Linked DNA regions of Homo sapiens: region 2 is linked to region 1. The links are chromatin loops, found by intact Hi-C in ENCODE. Cell type or tissue: heart right ventricle. All regions are shown on one strand. Links, peaks and the distances in the headings refer to the core of each region. The heading gives the core; the rest is flanking DNA. Region 1 has its middle 69 kb from the start of DRD2. Region 2 holds the start of TMPRSS5 (transmembrane serine protease 5).

What was found. Peaks named below come from ENCODE experiments on the same cell type or tissue, not always from the same donor. Only the 100,000 strongest peaks of a DNase experiment are listed, where the experiment ranks them.
Region 2: it touches region 1 in a loop (2.0-fold over the local background); 3 of 110 quality-filtered maps call a loop at or near these places.

Annotation. Positions count from the first base shown.
Region 1 is chr11:113,539,966-113,549,249 of GRCh38, reverse strand. No RefSeq gene overlaps it. Among named protein-coding and RNA genes, the nearest start is that of DRD2, 69 kb to the right of the region's middle. RefSeq lists an enhancer at 8,373-8,884. In heart right ventricle, for the core only: no CTCF peak of the experiment used is centred there; no DNase peak of the experiment used is centred there; H3K27me3 peaks cover 1,566 bases.
Region 2 is chr11:113,701,170-113,710,453 of GRCh38, reverse strand. TMPRSS5 (transmembrane serine protease 5) reads left to right here and starts at 4,146. Exons shown (of 13, transcript NM_030770.4): 1 at 4,146-4,232. The coding sequence starts at 4,230. In heart right ventricle, for the core only: no CTCF peak of the experiment used is centred there; no DNase peak of the experiment used is centred there.

The sequences.
Region 1 (9,284 bases), core at 544-8,543:
GTAACATTCCATTGTATTGATATACTGCATTGACTTATGCATTCATCAGTTGTTGGATATTGATATTGTTTCTACTTTTTTTTAATTGGGAAGAATGCTGCTATATTATTCATGTGCAAGTGTTTGTATGGACATGCATGTTCATTTTTCTTGTATAGGCAGGAGTGAAATTTCTGGGTTATATGATACCTCTTTTGGACCTTCGGTCCCAAAGTGACTGAAGTGCCATTTACATTCTCACTGGCAGTGTCTCAGGCTCTCCTCACCCTCACCAACACGTGTTGTTCTCTGTTGTTTTTATTATAGCCACCCTAGTGGGTGTTAAGTGGTATCTCATTGTGGTTTTGATTTTCCTGGTGGCTAATAATTGGGGGCTATGCTTTATTCATACAGATTCCAGGCTTCCAAGATAGAAATTGTAATTTAAGGAGTATAGGATGGCACTTAGTAAGATGTATCCTTATTTTTTCCTCATTGACTAATAGTTTAAAAGCCTCTTTAAAAATAAAATTTCTTTTTGCTTTCTTCCCACAATTAATTTTGTAAGGTAATTCTAATTTACATTAGTCCCCCTTTACCCTTGGGGGTATGTACATTCTAAGACCCCCCAGTGGATGCCTGAAACTGCAGATGGTACCGAATCCTATATATACTATGTTTTTTCTTATAAGTTCATAGGTACCTATGATAAAGTTTAAGCACTTATTATGCACAAACTTTTGCAGTTTGAGGTACGACAGCAAAACTAGCATGTCTGAGCACTTGGCACACTAGCTGGGGCAAACTTCATGCCTAACACATGACAGTTGAATTCTAAGTACTAGAATGAATCACATCAAGTTCCCATTGCTAGAGAAAGCCTGTGTGTACCGTCAGAGCTGAGGGTCTTCATTGGGGTTAAGAAAGCATCTGCTGGGTAGCTGGGTGCTGTGGTTCACGCCTGTAATCCCAGCACTTTGGGAGGCTGAGGCGGGTGGATCACGAGGTCAGGAGATCGAGACCATCCTGGCCAACGTGGTGAAACTCCGTCTGTATTAAAAATACAAAAATTAGCCAGGTGTGGTGGCGTGTGCCTGTAGTCCCAGCTACTCAGGAGGCGAGGCAAATCACTTGAACCTGGGAGGCAGAGGTTGCAGTGAGCCAAGATTGTGCCACTGCACTCCAGGCTGGGCGACAGAGTGAGACTCTGTCTCAGAAAAAAAAAAAAAAAAAGCATCTGCTGGGTATATACTGTGGGTCGAGACAGACATGAAGAGGCTTTCCTCACTAGTATGGGACATGCTTTTGTCATTCAAAGAGCCTGTGCTTTGATGCCAGGCACATGTGGATTCAAATCTCCCCAGTGAGGCCCAAGCCTTCACTCTAGGTGAGAAAAGTAGCAAAATAGTGAGATTTGAGGCCACAAAGACAACAAAGGGCCAGGATGTAGAGGACCGTGTATGGTATACTTAGTTTGGGTTTTTATCCCAGTGGTTTGGTCCTGTAGTCAGGACAGTGATGCCGGCAGGTTTGCATATTAGAAACAGCCTACTGGCATCAGCATGGAGAGCAGATCACACCCAGAGCCAGTAGGACAAGTGGGAAGGTGGGATTCAGCCAACAGGTGAGGGAGGCTGGGTGGAGGCAGTGGGAGAGGATAGGAGTGGTGGGGAGTTACACGCTTCCGGAAAGTGACTCTTAAAACCACTGTGGGGCAGGGGCTTCTTCGCAAGTCTGATGAAACCCAAAGACCTTTCCCCAGAAATAAAGCGTATAAAATTTAGTATACAATCGTAAGGGGTGGCATGAGCACTGCTTAGAGCCTAAGATTGCCCTTATCTCAGCTTAGCCACTGCTTTGCTGGTTTACTGCCAGCAAAGGAGGCTACACCAGATGATTCACAACTTCCTCTCCTGTCCTGAGGGTCTTTGCCTTCCAGTAGTGCTTGGGAATCTTCCCTGTGGTGGGCACGCCTGGAAGACCTAGGGAAGTGAGTCAGGATGGATTGCAAGGCTGATGATGTTGGAAACCCAATGGTAGGAACTATTTTGTTTGCCTTGTGGTTTTTACTGAATTATCTAGGAAGAAAAATGCACAAAATATATTCCCCATCTTATAAATAATGCATCTGACAGAGGTGGCCCAGAGAATTATCACCTGCTGTCTGGCTTCATGTTTGTTTATAACTTTCTCAAGAGTTTGAATTATTTCAGAACTCAAATTCAACCATTTGGCTGAAAGTTTTGGTTTGGTTTATAGTCATTGTATCCCTCCAAAAGGAATTACTCTCCACATGCTTCCTGGCTGTCCCTGTTGCTCATGGCTATGTATGCTGGGGCTGGGAAGATGAAGATTCTCCCAAGATCTTGGGTCATTAATTCCTGCCAAGGGTGGTGAAGTTCCTGGGAGGACCGGTGGTACTGAGGAAACAGATCCTTTGGGACCCAGCTTTTGTCTGAGTAACGAGGGTGACTTCAAGTGTTTTAGGCAAAGCTTTTTGCTTTTCAGAGGTTTCACCCACTGAAAAATGTAGGGGTGGAATAGAGCTTTAGAATGCCTTTAGCGCTAGCATTTCATAATGTAAGGGGGCTTTGCTCCTAGCTTTCCTTGGTTTCTTTATGACAATGATTCTCCAAACTGATTATTAGCCCAAGCAAGGCTGGCTGGATAAGGATCATCTGGGAGGTTATCAAAAATACAGATTCCAGGCTTCCAGGATAGAAATTCTGATTTAAGGAGTATATGATGGAACCTAGTAAGATGTATTCTTATTTTTTTCTTCATTGACTAATATTTTAAAAATAAAACTTCTTTTTGCTTTCTTCCCCCAACTAATTTAGTAAGGTGATTCTGATGTACACTAGTTCCCTTTATCCTCGGGAGTACATATATTCTAAGACCCCAGTGGATGCCTGAAACTGCAAGTAGTATCGAACCCTATATATACTATGTTTTTTTCTTATAAGTACATAGGTACCTATGATAAAGTTTAACTAACCACTTATTATGCACAAACTTTTGCAGTTTGAGGTGCGACAGCAAAACTAGCATGGATTTCTTTTTCCTTTTTCACATTTTCAAAGATAGACTTATTCTTACTATAGATCTTTGCAACCTCAGCCTACGATTTTTTTCTTTCCTTATTCAGTTGAGAACTTCCACCTTTTCACTTAAAGGAAGCATTTTACAGCTTTTCTTTGGCATATCTGAATTGACAGCATCATTACTCTTGCACTTTGGGCCATAGAGTAAAATAAGGATGACTTGGACACAAGCACTGTGATACTGTGATGGTCAAACCTGGGAACCATGGGGTGGGCTGCGGGGGTTAATGTAGTCCTGAGTGGGACAGAAAGGGACAGCATGAGTTTTCATCATGCTTCTCAGAATGACGCATGATTTAAAACTTAGGAATAACATTTCTGGAATTTTCCATTTAATATTTTCAGACCTCGGTTGACTGCAAGTCACTGAAACCTTGCCTAGCGAAACCATGGATAAAGGGGGACTGCTGTATATGCAGGTTTGGGAGATATGTTTTTAGGTAAACATTACTATAGTTGCATTCAATTTAATAAACATTTATGAAGTACCTAGAATATGCAAGATGTTTTGCCCAATCAGATGAAAAAGGTACCATTTCTGCTTTAGTTCGTAGTCTGGTGATGAAGGAACACAGGTAAAAACTAGTTATACCTGTGAGCAGTGCCTTAATAAATATATATACCAAACACAGAGGGGTGAATGATTAAAACAGGCTGGAAATGACAAGACAGGTGACCAGGCAAGTAAGTAAATGAATCCAGGGTTAGAAGGAGTGATGCTGTCTGGTCACATAACTTGCTCTCTGTGTTCCAAGACCTCATTCTGGATAATGGCTTGTTTTTCATTAAAACTACACCAACAGTTTAACAGGCACCCAAACACTGAAATCATTCTAATTAAATCAAGGAGGACACAAAAATCACTGTGGTGATTTAGCATTATTCTGGAAATTCTTGCTGATCCACTGTGCACGAACTAGAATTAGATCATATAATTTTGAAAGGAGGAGATGAAATTGTTATTATATATTGATGATCTGTTTGCATAGTAGAAAACTCATGAATAAATTGAAAAATGATGAAAAATAACGTCACAATTTAGTAGCTGAAAATCTGAAACAGTATGAAAATCTGTAGTGACAGAAATCAGATCAGTTGTTGCCTGAGAATATGTGGGAGGGTTGGGAGGGAAAGATTACTATAGGGCAGGAGGAAGGTTTGGGGGTAATAGATTTGGTCACTGTCCTCATGTGGGGATAGTTTTATAGGTGTAGACATATGTCAAGCTTATCAAATTCATGCTTTAAATATGTACTTTGATCACACACAAATAATTGCAGCAAATAAAATAAGGTGGTAGGGACAGATAAACAATCTCACATTGTTTATTGTAGCTCAATTATATACCATAAAGCTGTAAAAAATTATTATAGTTCCAATATATCAGCAATTACTAATAATTAGAAAACAGAGTAAAAGTACAGAAAATGTAGTAAAGTGTAAAAAATATAGTAGAATATACTAGAAAATATAGGAGAAAATTCCATTCATAATAGCAGTAAAACCCATAAAATACCTGGGATAACCATAAAAAGAAGTGAGAATTTATTTAGAGAAAAATACAAAACTTTACTGAGAGTCATAAAAGATTTGAATAAATGGAGAGGTATACTATGTTCCTGGAAGGAAAGACTGTCATAAAGGTGTCAGTTCTTCCTAAGTTGCTTTGTACTTTTAAAACAATGTGAACCAAAGGGACAAAGAGTTGTTTTCTCCTTTGGGGATGGGAGATGGGAGAAAGGGATGGATCAACCTGACCAAATGAGGCAGCTGTGTGTGTTAACCGTGCCGTTCATTTCCGGTATTCTTTGACCTCTGAAGCCTTGCTGACCCTGGAGGGATTCCTCCTCCCAAGGTTAGCCAATTCCTCAAGATAATAAACAACATGGTTGAGAGGGTGCTTTTAAGTGTAAACCAACTTGATCCAGAGTCTTCACACCAAATGACCTTCTTTATTGGACTCTCACACTCTGGGTCATTAACCACCCACCCTCATCACCCCAGGGCCAGGTACTGGACAACTCAGGACAGTTCTTATGCTCCCAGAACCTGTGAAATTATTCAAAATAGCCAATCCTAACCCTGCTTACCCTGCCCCACCCATTCCTTTCCACAGGAATCACGGTCAAGGCTCTTGCTCTTAGGCCCAGCTCTCCCTCTGCCTCCTGACCAACCCTGGTACTTCCCATGTGGCATCTCTGAGTATAATCAACTATTTTCAGTGGTGGTTGTTTCCTCATCTGTTGGCCTTGCCATACCTAAATAATAATAACACCCCCACGAAAAGATGGTAGTAGGCAGAATTCTAAAAATGGCACCTGGTTATTCAATCAGTTGAATCCAGACACTGCTGTGAAGGTGCTTAGCAGATGCAAACGAAGTCCCAAGTCAGCTGAACTTCCAACACAGAGATTATTTGAGTGAGCATGTTGCAATCAGGTGAGCCCTTTAAAAGAAGAGTGTTTTCTCTGGCCAGTGGCAGGAGAGAAAGTCTGAGAGAGTTACGCTCCTATTGGTTTCTAGGAAGCAGCCAGTAGCTATGCTATTGAGGGGCATGTGTCCAGGAACTGGTGAGCTTGGAAGAAGAGTCCAGCCTCAGAGGAGAATTGTAGCCCAACTGACACCTTGATTTCAGCTTGTGAGGCCTGAGCCGATCCACCTAACCTGGAGCCCAGATTCCTGATTAGTGGAACTGTGAGATAACAAACATGTATTATTTTACAGCTGCTAAGTTTGTGGTAATTTGTTACGGCAGCAAAATAAAATGAATAAGAAGGCAGCAAGAAGGGTGCTTCACAGGATGGCCTCTAAAGCCAGACGGGGTTAGATATTCGCCTTGCCACTTACCAGCTGTGTGACCTCACAGAAGTTATTTACATCTCAGTTTCCTCATCTGGAAAGTGCAGTAAGTATAGCACCTCCCTTACAGGTTTGCTGTGAGGATTACATGGTTAATGCATAGAAAGTGCTTAGAGCAGGCCTGGTGCATAGTGCAGGCTATATTTGCTAAGTGGCAAATTATCATATCTATAATTGTTTGCCATTTTTATGACTCTAAATTTAGGTGGGAGAATAATCACTCAAAAATCACCAAGGAGAAAAAGTATAAAAGATTACTGAGAGAAGTGGTTCTATCAGATATTAAAAAGTGCTCATGCAGCCACAATAATTAAATCAGTATGGTTCAGGAATAGACTGATGATTCAATCGGATAGAATCAATAACCAGAGACATGCATGCACACTCACGTGTCCATTCATTTAACAAGTATTCCTAGCGCACCTACGATGTGCCGGGTGCTGTTCTACACACTGGGGATATGGTGGTAAAACAAAAGAAAAATGAAATTCAAACAGATAAAGTCCTTGTTCTCAGGGATCTTTACCCTAAGAGGTAGAGCCAGACAGTAGGGAATTAAATATAGCATGTTACATGCAGGAACAAATGCTGTGAACAAAGCATTTATTCTGGTTAGACAGGATATGAGGGATGGAGAGAGATGGAGAATGTTATTTTCAGTAGAGTGGCCAGAGGACACCTGTTGATAAGTTGACATTTGAACAGAGCTCTGAGGGAAGTGAATAAGGGAGTTAGATATCAAGGGGATGGGCATCCAAGCAGAAGGGGAGCAAGTGTCAAGGCCCTGTGGCAGGTGCAGCGCGACCTGTTCAAGGTCTGTGTGTTTGAACAGAATGAGAGAAGGAGTCAGGTGGCAAAGATGAGGCTAGAGATGAAGCCTCCTGTGAATATTTAACCAAAGGTTGCCAGATACAACCCAGGACACCAGTTAAATTTGAAATTCAGTAGAAACAAGAAATAATTTTTTGGTGTCTATTCCATGTAATATTTGGGATATACTTATACTAAAATTTATTTGTCATTTCTATGAAATTCCATTTTAACTGGATATCTTGAAATTCTATGTGTTAATGCCAGAAATCCTAGCTGGAAAAAATGATTATGATGTAGTGTTAAATTTAAAAGTCATGATACAAAATTAGGTTGACAGTATGATCTCAATCATATTAAAATGTATAGATAAATGTCTGGAAAGGAATGTACTAAATCAAATGTTAACTCTGCTGCTTCTTAGGTGATAGGCAAATGGGTAACATTTTAACTGTTTTCCTTCTTTGTAGGTTTCTTTAATTTCCACATGCTCTACAGTATGTTCGAATCAGTATGCAAAGTGCCTAGAAAAGTGCCCTTGGTAGCCATAGAATGAATACTTGTTGATTGTTTAATTATTAAATTCATTGTACATGTATTACTTTCAAATCAGGAAATCTTCAGTTTAACTGTGGGGAGCAGAGCCATAGTAAGTTCACTCTATATGGCCTCCAGAAAGGGGAAGGAGGAGTTTCATGGCTAGGAACCTTGGGTACCAACTACTGAGTGGATCCCAGAAGAAAGATGCTGGGTGCCTCCATCTGAATCCTGCATCTTGATGCTGTAAGGGCCTCTACAACCGGGTAGGTCCCCTTGAGTTTGCATGAGTCTGCTTGAGGCTGCAGGAGTCCTGCATGGGGCTGTCCAATACTTTGAAAAGAGTCTGAGCCAAGCACTCTTCTTCCTTTGTTCCTGGTTAAATATCTGGCACAGAACGAGGGCATTTCTATTCTCCCAAAAGCATTATAATGCATTCCAGGCCAGTCCCTAAAAAGTATTTGGCTTGAATGGACAAACCCCCTGGTGGCCTGTAGCCTTGTCAACACCAGAGATTGGAGTGTGCTATTAACAAGCATAGAACCTCAATAATTCATCCTCCTGTTGGCTACTGCAAGCTTAGAGAAATACCAACTTCACTCTCCATGTGTTCTGGCCCAGGTAAAGAAAAACCAACAAAAGAGCAAGAAGCCAGGATAGGGGCTCTGCAGTGAAATGCTCTTTGATGTCTGGCTCTGAGGTTCTGAGGGAGAAAAGCCCCGGACACGTATCAATCAGTCTGACAATGTTGACAGGGCTTTGGGTTCTGTGTGTGTGGCTGTCTTCCCCACTGGGCTGTTCATTCAAGCCCCAAGCCAGTCCAGTGCCTGGCCCCTATCTGGCTGTACCCACATGTGTTTGTCAATCTCAGCTGAACTCTCCAGTTCAGTTCAGCTAGGCACTGAGGGTGCAGCCAGCAGATGTTTCTCTCGGGATCTCACTGTGCTCATGGAGCCTACCTGCCTCTTTACCCTCTTATTATATCTTGCTCCCATCCCCCATATGCCCCAGGTGCTGGCAAAGCCCACCTTCTGACAGTTCCTCCAGCACGCCCAGCTCAGTCCTGTCTCAGGGCCGTTGTGTCTGCTGTTCCCTCTGCCTGGAGTTCTCTTCCTTAGAGCTCTCCTAGAGTGGCACCTTCTCCTTGTGCAGCCCAAAGGTTCCCTCCCTACCACCTTAGAGAGGCCACTACGGCCACCCTAGGATGCAATTCTTCCTTTGAATTCACTCTATAGTCTTTGTTTAGTCCTGTGTCATTTGTGTCCCTTCCTCTGGAAGGTCAGCTCCATGACATCAGAGGCCTTTTCTATCTTGCTAATAGCTACTCCCCGGCACCTGGAGTGAGGCTTGATGCACCACAGGTGCTCAGGGTGTGTGGGCTGAACCTTCCCTAGCTGGGCTTTTCCCAGCCTCTAGGGGAGCTCTGATCTCTCTAGCTCTGCTCTCTCAGAGGGACAAATGTTTTCATATTAGCTTAGCCCATACGGGTTGACATGTTTGGAGAGAAAAATTAAGAGGCAAAGAAGGAAAACTCCACAGATTTCAAAAGCTGACTAGCTGATCTCATTTGTATCCTAAGATGACTTAAAGCCTCATGGGCATCTTGGCTGACACTGGTCTTGGTTGGCCCTGCTTGGGTGGGATGTGAGAACAGCTGCCCCTCCTCATCACCAGGTTCAGAGGGATATTCAGGCCCTGTCAGGCCCTGCTTCTCTGCTTCTCCTCTGGGTGAAGACCCAAGATGTGCATTCTGGCCTCATGGTGACGTGTGTATCTCTCTGCAGCCGTCCTAGATCTCTTGGGTTGACCCATGCTTTTGCTGTGGGCATAGTAGCCTTATAGAAGTAGGCCTTGGGCTTCCAGCTGTTCTCCTCTGAGCAGCAGACATTGTTTCTCCTGGAGATGTCTTTGACTCCGGATCCTCTTTTCTCCCTGCCTGCAGCATATTCACTAGCTGGGCTTGTGGATGATGTTTTCTTCTTGTCATTTGGATGA
Region 2 (9,284 bases), core at 894-8,893, 160 kb before region 1:
AACCTGGATAGCATATTACCATACTGAGTACTGAAGGCAACTGTAACACAATACTAAGTATTTATGTATCTAAACATAGGAAAGATACATTAAAAATACAGTATAAAAGCTTCATTATAATCTTGTGGGACCACTGTTGAATATGTGGTACATTGTTGACTGTCATGTGGCACATGACTGTATTTCTTGTAGGACAGGTTTGCTAGCAATGCATTCTCTTAGTTTTTGTCTATCTGAGATTATCTAAATTACTATTTCACTTTTGAAGGGTAGTTTTGCTAGATACAGAATTTTGGTTGACAATCTTTTTCTTTAAGGAATTGAATATGCCATTCTGGCTTCCATGGTTTCTGATGAGAAGCCAACTCTTAACTGTTAAACTGTTGATTGAAGATCCCTTCGTATGTGATAAGTTGCTTTCCTCATGCTGCTTCCAAGAATCTTTCTTGTCTTTGGCCTTAAACAATTTGATTATGATGTGTTTACGTGTGGATCTCTTTGATGTATCCTATTTGAAGTTTATTGAGTTTTTTTGCATGTGCAGATTAATATTTTTCATCAAATTTGTAAAGTTTTTGGTCATTATTTTTTCAAATATTATTTCTGCTTCCTCTCTCTTCTCTTTCTTGGATTCTCATTACACACACGTACACACACACACACACACACACACACACACACACTACATATTTTTGATGTTATCTCAAATGTCTCTGAACCTTTGTTCATTTTTCTCCATTCTTTTTTCCTTTCTATCCCTTAGACTGTATAATATCAATTTACATATCTTTAATTCACAGATTCTTTCTTCTGCCTGCTCAGATCTGCTGTTGAGCCCTTCTAGTAAATTTTTCATTTCAGCTATCATACTACTCAACTCCAGAATTTATATTTGGTTCTTGAAAAAAATATATAATTTCTATCTCCTTGTTGATATTCATTACCTGATAAGATATTATTCTCATACCTTTTTCTAGTTCTTTGGATATGGTTTTCTTTACTTCTTTGAATGTATATAGAATAGCTGATTTAAAGTTTTCATCTTATAAGTTCAATATATGGGCTTCAGGGACAGTTTTTATCAATTATTTTTTCCCCCGGTGTATGTGCCTTACTTTCTTGTTTCTTTGTGTGCCTCATAATTTCTTATTGAAAACTGCATTTTAAATAACATAATATAATACAGCAACTTTGGAAATAACCTTCTCTCCCTTCCTCAGGGTTTGTTGTTGTTGATGTTGCTTCTTTGTGTGTTTAGTGACTTTTCTGAGCTAATTCTGCAAAGTCTGTGTTTTTTGTCATGTGTGGCCACTGAAATCTCTCTCTGCTTAGTGTTCAGCTAGTAATTAGACAGAGAGTTTCTTGATGCTTGAGACCAATAAGTCACCTTGTTTTTGCAGAGTGGCTCTGTGTGTATGTTGGGACATGCCTTCAACTCTCAGACAGGACATTGACAACTCCACCTTAGCCTTCCTGCTTGTGCAGAGCCTTAAGCTTAGCCCAGGGTGAGAGCTCAGGACCTTCCTTAGTTTTTCCTGCACATGTGCACAGCCCTGGGCATGTGCACCCTCCTGTGCGTACATATGGCTTTCTATATTCCTTGGGATATTTCAGAGCCTTTCAAGGCCCTTTATAGATATTTTATTCCCCCACATTTTCTTTTTAAGCTTTTTGTTTAGCCCTTTTTTTTTTTTTGCCTCAACTGTTATCCATTGTTTTAGGCAGCCACAAAGTCCAACAATTGTCTCTAGTTGTTTTCAACAAATACCCTTAAGGAAAAAGCTGTTCACTCCAGGCAAGCTTTGAGACAGGTGAAATAAAGACAGTCTTGCAAATGGTATCTTCCAGGGAACCACTAGACAGGTCAAATAATTACAACTCTCTGGGAATGAGGCTTTGAAGGAACTCCAAGGCTGTTCTACCCCTTCTTGTAGCTGCCAGGCTGCTGGTTTCCATGATGATTGTGGTTTGTTGGTTTTCAAAGCTACTGCAGAGTTGGGGTGAGGGGGATGGAATTGGAGCAAGTTAAAATGCCACAAGGCTCACTCTTCTTTCTATAATTATGTCATTTTTTTTCTTGAACGAAGACTTCCCAGATTGCTATAAACTTTTGATTAATTTCCAGAGTTCTGAAAAAATTGATTCTCACCATTTTTTGCCATTTTTCTCATTGCTTTTAGGGGGGAGGAAATTTTCAGAGGATTTTACTCCTACCATTTTCATTGACATTACGTGCAATATATTTTAATTACCCTTCTTTGTGATTGCTTTGTCACTTCTCAAAACTCAGTTCAAATGTCTCCTCCATTGCAAAGCCCTCTTCTTTGTATCCTCAGGGCAGCTATTCCTCTATTCTCCTATACCTCTGGGTTTATGTCTTTGTTATTTCACTTTTCATAATAACAGTTACTTACATCTGTTTCTATCCCTTTTTCCAGTCTGTAAGCACCCAGTCTGTGACTTGTTCATCCTCCATGCCCAGGCTAGTTTCTGACACACGGTAGATATTCAGGTTTGTAGTCTGAAGAGTATTGTCCTAGGAGACCTCAGAGCCTAGCCAAGGGCTTCTGAGTTCCAGCCACCATTTCTCTCCTTCTTCTATAATTCACAGCTGACCTCTATCTCTTCATTGTCTTATGTGTGCTCTGGTGTGATGAGAGTAAGTTCAGAATTGACACACTGAGTGTATGATATGGTTTGGATCTGTGTCCCAACCCAAATCTCATGTCAAATTATAATCCTCAATGTTAAAAGTGGACTCTGATGGGAGGTGATTTGATCATGGGAGTGGATCCTTCATGATCAAGAAACCTTCATGATTCATCATCCACTTGGTGCTATTCTCGTGATAGAGTTCTCATGAGATCTGGTTGTTTAAAAGTGTGTGGCACCTCCCCCTTCTCTCTCTTGCTCTTGCTCCTGCCATGTTAGAGGCCTTGCTCCCCCTTTTTCTTTCACCATGATTGGAAGCTTCCTGAGGCCTCCCCAGAAGCAGAAGTCACTGTGCTTCCTGTACAGCCTGTGGAACAGTGAGAACTTCTTTTCTCTTGAAATTGTCCAGTCTTAGGTATTTATTTATAGCAGTGCAAGAATTGACTAATACAGTGTATGAGGAAAATAGGGAGCAAAAAGTTAAATCCTGTGTGGGTGACATTCAGCAACAACAACAACAACAACAACAACAATAATAATAGCAGCTACTGTTTGCTGAATACAGTCTGTGCTAGACACCAGGCTATGGGCTTTATAGGCAATATCTCAATGAATTCTGACATCAACCCTATGAGGCATGTACTATTATCCTCATTTTACAGGTGAGGCTGAGTAAGGGAAGTGGGAGAACTGAGGTTGGATGAAGGCCTGACTCTAAAGCCTATATTCTTAACTGTCCCTTCTGAGGGGTTTTTGAGCAGCCAGTTGGAGGAAAGGAAGCCCCACCTGTGTTTGCCTTCCCCAGGACCTATTCTGCCTCCTTGTCTAAAGAGATGTGCCTGCTCCCAGGTGTGTTTAGCCCCGTGTGGGCTCACTTGGGTCACCTTGTGCTTTGAAACAAGATAGCACTGAGGGCTCCTGCTGCAACTGGCTCCCAGGGCAGACAGGGGTAGAGGCCCCACTTCCCTGGCATTGGGGAGACAGATGTGGCCCTCGGGCAAGAGGTGACAAAGATCTTCCATCATCACCCCAACAATTCCAACATGGTGACAGCCCCAGACTGCTAGAAAAGCCAACCCACATGGAGGCGAGATAAAATCCAGAGGGCTCAGAAACATTTCAACAAATGCTAATATCGGTCTCTCCAATACAGCTCTGTCAGCAGGAAGGGAGAATTCTGCCAGCATGCATGCATGGGGCACACTTTTTGGCACAAGGGACCTTGTTGCTAAGCAACAGTAGTTGGCCTCCCCTCCTCCCCATAACCTTTTCCTCTGTTTCTGAGTTTCCAGTTAGCAGATGGGAGGGGCTGGGGTTGCCTAGCCCAGCCCAGCCCTTGTCCCCCTTTCCTGCAACAAGGGGCCTATTCATGGGTCCTCAGCAGAGTTCATTGTCTCTGTGGCGCGTGTCTGTGTGAGTGTTGGAGTAGGGATACAGGGAGGGGCCATGTGCGAACCAGGGAGACCTCATCTTCCAACCAAGCTTGCTGGGCTAGCTTTAATCAATGCTGGCCTGAGAACAGGAGCGGAACATTGCCTAGTAGACCCTGAGGCTTTACAACAGTGCCACTGACCCCTATGGTAAGGTTACGTCTCTGTGCCATCCCTGCTGTGGCCTCTCTCTCTTTCTTTCTCTCTCCCTCCTCTGCCCTTGGGATTCTAGGCTGGTGGAAAGAGCCTCCTGAGGCAGCTCTGGTACAGGGGCTGGATCCTAGCAGGGGCCCTGTGTGGCCAATTTCCTGTTTCCTCCCCAGGGACTGCCCTTTATTATCCTCTTTCATCCCTCTTAGATCTATCAAGTGCTTTGCACATATGTGGTGCTCAACAAATCGTTATTACGTTGAACTTCCACTCAAAAAGAGGAGCAAGGAGTCCTGTAATTTTAAAGGCCATTTTTTTTTCTAGGCTAGCACATGAGCTTGGGCAGTTGAATTTTGAGGTGGAGCAGTACATGAGGTGAGGCCAGTTTATTCAGAGGCTGGGTTTAAAGCCAAGCTTCCTTGGTACTGAGGCAGAAGAAAAGACTGGCCATGCCCTGGAATTCTCTCTAGATCAGGCCTGCCTCTCCACTCAGAGGGACATCAGCTCAAGAGCAATCACACAACCCCAGAGAAGAAATCCAAACCTCACCTTCTGTTGCTGCTTCTCTACTATCTTATGGGTGCTTGACTGGCTCTCCCAAGCCTGCTGTCCTGCAGCCTCACTGCCTGTGTCCTGTGAGTCTCATCTGTAGGCACAAGAAAGAATGTGTGTGGTTTGATACAAACCATGACCTCTGTTTCTCCTGGAAAAGCAAGGCCTGCAGCTCTTGGGAGGTCCAGTCCTATAGGTCCTGGGCTGTGGCTGGTGTAGGGAATAGGGAGGTGGGGCTGGTACCTCTTTCTATAGGCAAGATGTTGGGGCTGCTGCGCTGTCTGTGAGCTGAACTGGCATGGGTGCTCTGGGTCCAGTGGAATGATTTTCGGGGCAATTTGGAGGTGACTGACCTAGGTGAGTCTGACAAAGTCTTTCCTTCCTCCTGCTGGAGGGTTAGGAAGACAGTTCAGTGGAGTACGAAGGCATGACTGGGGAGGTTTTGGCGTGAAAAGAACATTTCATGTGACACATGAAAATCACATTTAAGCCAATACTGTCCTGGAGTCAGCATTTCAGGCTTTTATCCTCATTGGGTACAACCCTATGTGTTGACAGGGAAAGATGCAGGGGAGACAGTAGTCTGCAGGGGAAACGGGAGTTGCTTCAGTTTTGAGAGATCTTATCTACCCTACTGGATTATAAATTTTGGGGGGAAGGATCCACAGCTTAGGTGTAGTTCTTATTAATATTATTATACTTAACATTTGTATTGGGCTTTACAATTTTTAAAGTCATTTTAATTCACATTATCTTATTTGTACCTCCCCCTCTGTCTCTCCCTCCCCCCTCCCTTCTTTCCTTCCCTCCTTTAATGTACTTTAACTGAATTCCCACTTTGTGCCAGGCTCTGTGCTTAGCCCTGGGATGCAAAAACCAGTGAGAAAGGAGAGAGAAGGAAGTAAATGAGCACAATATAGGGCCCAACAGGTGCTGTATGCATAGAAGGAAGCTTCCTGGAGAAGTGATGTCTGTGCTGAGTCTCGAAGGGTCAGTTGGAGTCAGTTACATGGGAAAGGGGAGAGCAGATGCAAAGTCTCTCTGTTGTGAGAGTGCCTGAAGGCACTGAAGTATGGCACGTATGTCAGTGTGATCCCAAATTTTGCTGTGGAGGGAGCAAGTGCTGGCAGTGAGGATGGAGAGGTGAGGCCAGGCGAGATCATGGAGGACTTTGTGAGCGATGCCATGGAGCTCCTGTTTGATCCTGAAGGCCACAAAGACTCATGGGGTAGAGATGGGGCTCACATGCTCATATTTGCATTTTAGAAAGATTACTCTGACTTTATGGCATGGAGAATAACAGAGAGAGACAAGATACTCGAGGAGGGAGATTATTCCTTGGAAAGCAGGAGTTATTACTCTTATTTTACAAATGAGAAAATTGAAATTTGAAGAGATGGCCTGAGTTGTCCAAGTTCACATAGTAGGTTGCAGACTTAGCTTTGAACTGTCTGGTGTTTTTTTTAAGATCTTATTTTCATTACTCCTCTTCATGGCTCATGAGCTGCAGACACACATATGACATACTCTGCTCTATGCTTTCTTATCCCTTTGCCTTTGCTGATTCAATCCTCTTTGTCTGGACTGCCCAATGCCCATTATATCAGCTCAAACCCTCTTCATCCCTGTGGGCCTGTCTCAGAGGCTGCTTTTTCTAGGAAGCCTTCTGTGATCACCTCAATGAGAAGTAAGCCCTTATTCTTTTGAATGATGATGGTAGTGTATTAGTCTGTTCTCACACTGCTATGAAGAACTGCCTGAGACTGGGTAATTTATAAAGGAAAGAGATTTAATTGACTCATAGTTCTGCATGGCTGGGGAAGCCTCAGGAAACTTATGATCATGGTGGAAGGGGAAGCAAACACACTCTTCTTCACATGCTGGCAGGAGAAAGAAGTGCAGAGTAAAGGGGGAAATCCCCTTATAAAACCATCAGATCTTGTGAGAACTCACTCACTATCATGAGAATAGCATAGGGGAACTGCCCCCATGATCCAATCACCTACTATGAGGTCCCTCCCCCAGTGCGTGGTAATTACAATTCAAAATTACAATTCAAAATGAGATTGTGGGTGAGGGGAGAGCCAAATCATATCATTCTATCCTGGTCCCTTCCAAATCTCATGTCCTCATTTCAAAACACAATCATGCCTTTCCAACAGTCCCCCAAAGTCTTAACTCGTTCCAGCATTAACCCAAAAGTCCAAGTCCAAAGTCTCATTTGAGACAAGGCAAGTCTCTTCTGCCTATGAGCCTGTAAAATCAAAAGCAAGTTAGTTACTTCCTAGATACAATGGGATACAGGCATTGGGTAAATACACCTATTCCAAATGGGAGAAATTGGTCAAAATAAAGAGGTTACAGTCCCCATGCAAGTCTGAAATCCAATAGGGCAGTCGTTAAACCTTAAAGTTCCAAAATGATCTCCTTTGACTACATGCCTTATATCCAGGTCACGCTGATGCAAGAGGTGGGCTTCCATGGCCTTGGGCAGCTCTGCCCTTGTGGCTTTGCAGGGCACAGCCCCACTTCTGGCTGTTTTCATGGGCTGCAGCTTTTCCAGGCTCACAGTGCAAGCTGTTGGTGGATCTACCATTCTGGGGTCTGGAGGATGGTGGCCTTCTTTTCACAGCTCCACTAGGCAGTGCCCCAGTGGGAACTCTGTGTGGGGGCTCCAACCCTACATTTCCCTTCCATACTGCCCTATCAGAGGATCTCCATGAGGGCTCCATCCCTGTAGCAAACATCTGCAAGGGCATCCAGGTGTTTCCATACATCCTCTGAAATCTAGGTGGAGGTTTTCAAACCTCAGTTATTGACTTCTGTGCACCCGCAGGCTCAACACCACAAGGAGGCTGCCAAGGCTTGGGCTTGCACCCTCTGAAGCAATGATCTGAGCTGTACCTTGTCCCCTTTTAGCCATGGCTGGAGCTGATGCAGCTGGGACACACAGTACCATGTCTCAGGCTGCACAGAACAGGGGGTCCTGGCCTGGCCCACAAAACCATTTTTCTCTCCTGGGCCTCTGGTCTGGTAATGGAAGGGACTGCTCTGCGGGTCTCTGACATGCCCTGGAGATATTTTCCCCATTGTCTTGGTGATTAACATTTAGCTCTTCATTACTTATGCAAATTTCTGCAGCAGGCTGGAATTTCTCCTCAGAAAATGGGTTTTCTTTTCTATCACATCATCAGGCTACAAATTTTCCAACCTTTTATGCTCTCTTTCCTCTTGAACACTTTGCTGCTTAGAAATTTCTTCTGCCAGATACCCTAAATCATCTCTCTCAAGTCCAAAGAGCCACAGATCTCATGACAGTGTGATCTAGAACCAGAAATACCATTTGACCCAGCAATCCCATTACTGTGTATATACTGAAAGGATTATAAATCATCTTACTGTAAAGACACATGCACACATATGTTTATTGCAGCATTATTTACAATAGCAAAGACTTGGAACCAACTCAAATGCCCATCAATGATAGACTGGATAAAGAAAATGTGGCACATATACACCATGGAATACTATGCAGCCATAAAAAGAATGAGATAATGTCCTCTGCAGGGACATGGATGAAGCTGGAAGCCATTATTCTCAGCAGACTAACACAGAAACACCACATGTTCTCACTCATAATGGGAGTTGAACAGTGAGAATACATGGACATGGGGAGGGGAACAACACACCCCGGGGCCTGACTGGGGGTGGGGGACAAGGGGAGGGAGAGCATTAGGACAAATACCGAATGCATACAGGGCTTAAAACCTAGATGACGGGTTGATGGGTGCAGCAAACCACCACGGCACATGTATACCTATGTAACAAACCTGCAAGTTCTGTGCATGTATCCTGGAAGTTAAAGTAAAATAAAAAAATTAAAAAAAAAAGAAAGACTATATGTCACATGGTTTCATTTATATGAAACTATAAAAAAGGGAACTCTAATATACAGTGAGAGAAACAGATCAGTGATTTTCCAGGGCTGTGAGTTGGGGAGGAGTTAACTGCAAAAAGGCAGAAGGAAAATTTCTGGGGTGACCTTCATGTCCTATATTTTGACTGTGTTGGTCATGTGGGTGTACACATTTGTCAAAGTTTTGATCTGAGAACTTAAAATGTATGTAATATTTTGAGTGTGCATTATGCCTCAATAAAGTTGAACAAAACACCCCCCCCCGCCAAAAAAAAACCACCAAAGTTCCACAGATCTCTAGGGCAGGGGCAAAATGCTTCACTTTTTTGCTAAAGCATAGCAAGAGTCACCTTTCCTTCAGTTTCCAAGACGTTCCTCATCTCCATCTGAGACCACCTCAGCCTGGACTTCATTGTCCATATCACTATCAGTATTTTGGTCAAAACCATTTAACAAGTCTCTAGGAAGTTCTAAACTTTCCCACATCTTCCTGTCTTCTTCTGAACCCTCCAAACTATTCCAACCTCTACCTGTTACCCAATTCCAAAGTCACTTCCACATATTTAGGTATCTTTACAGCAGCA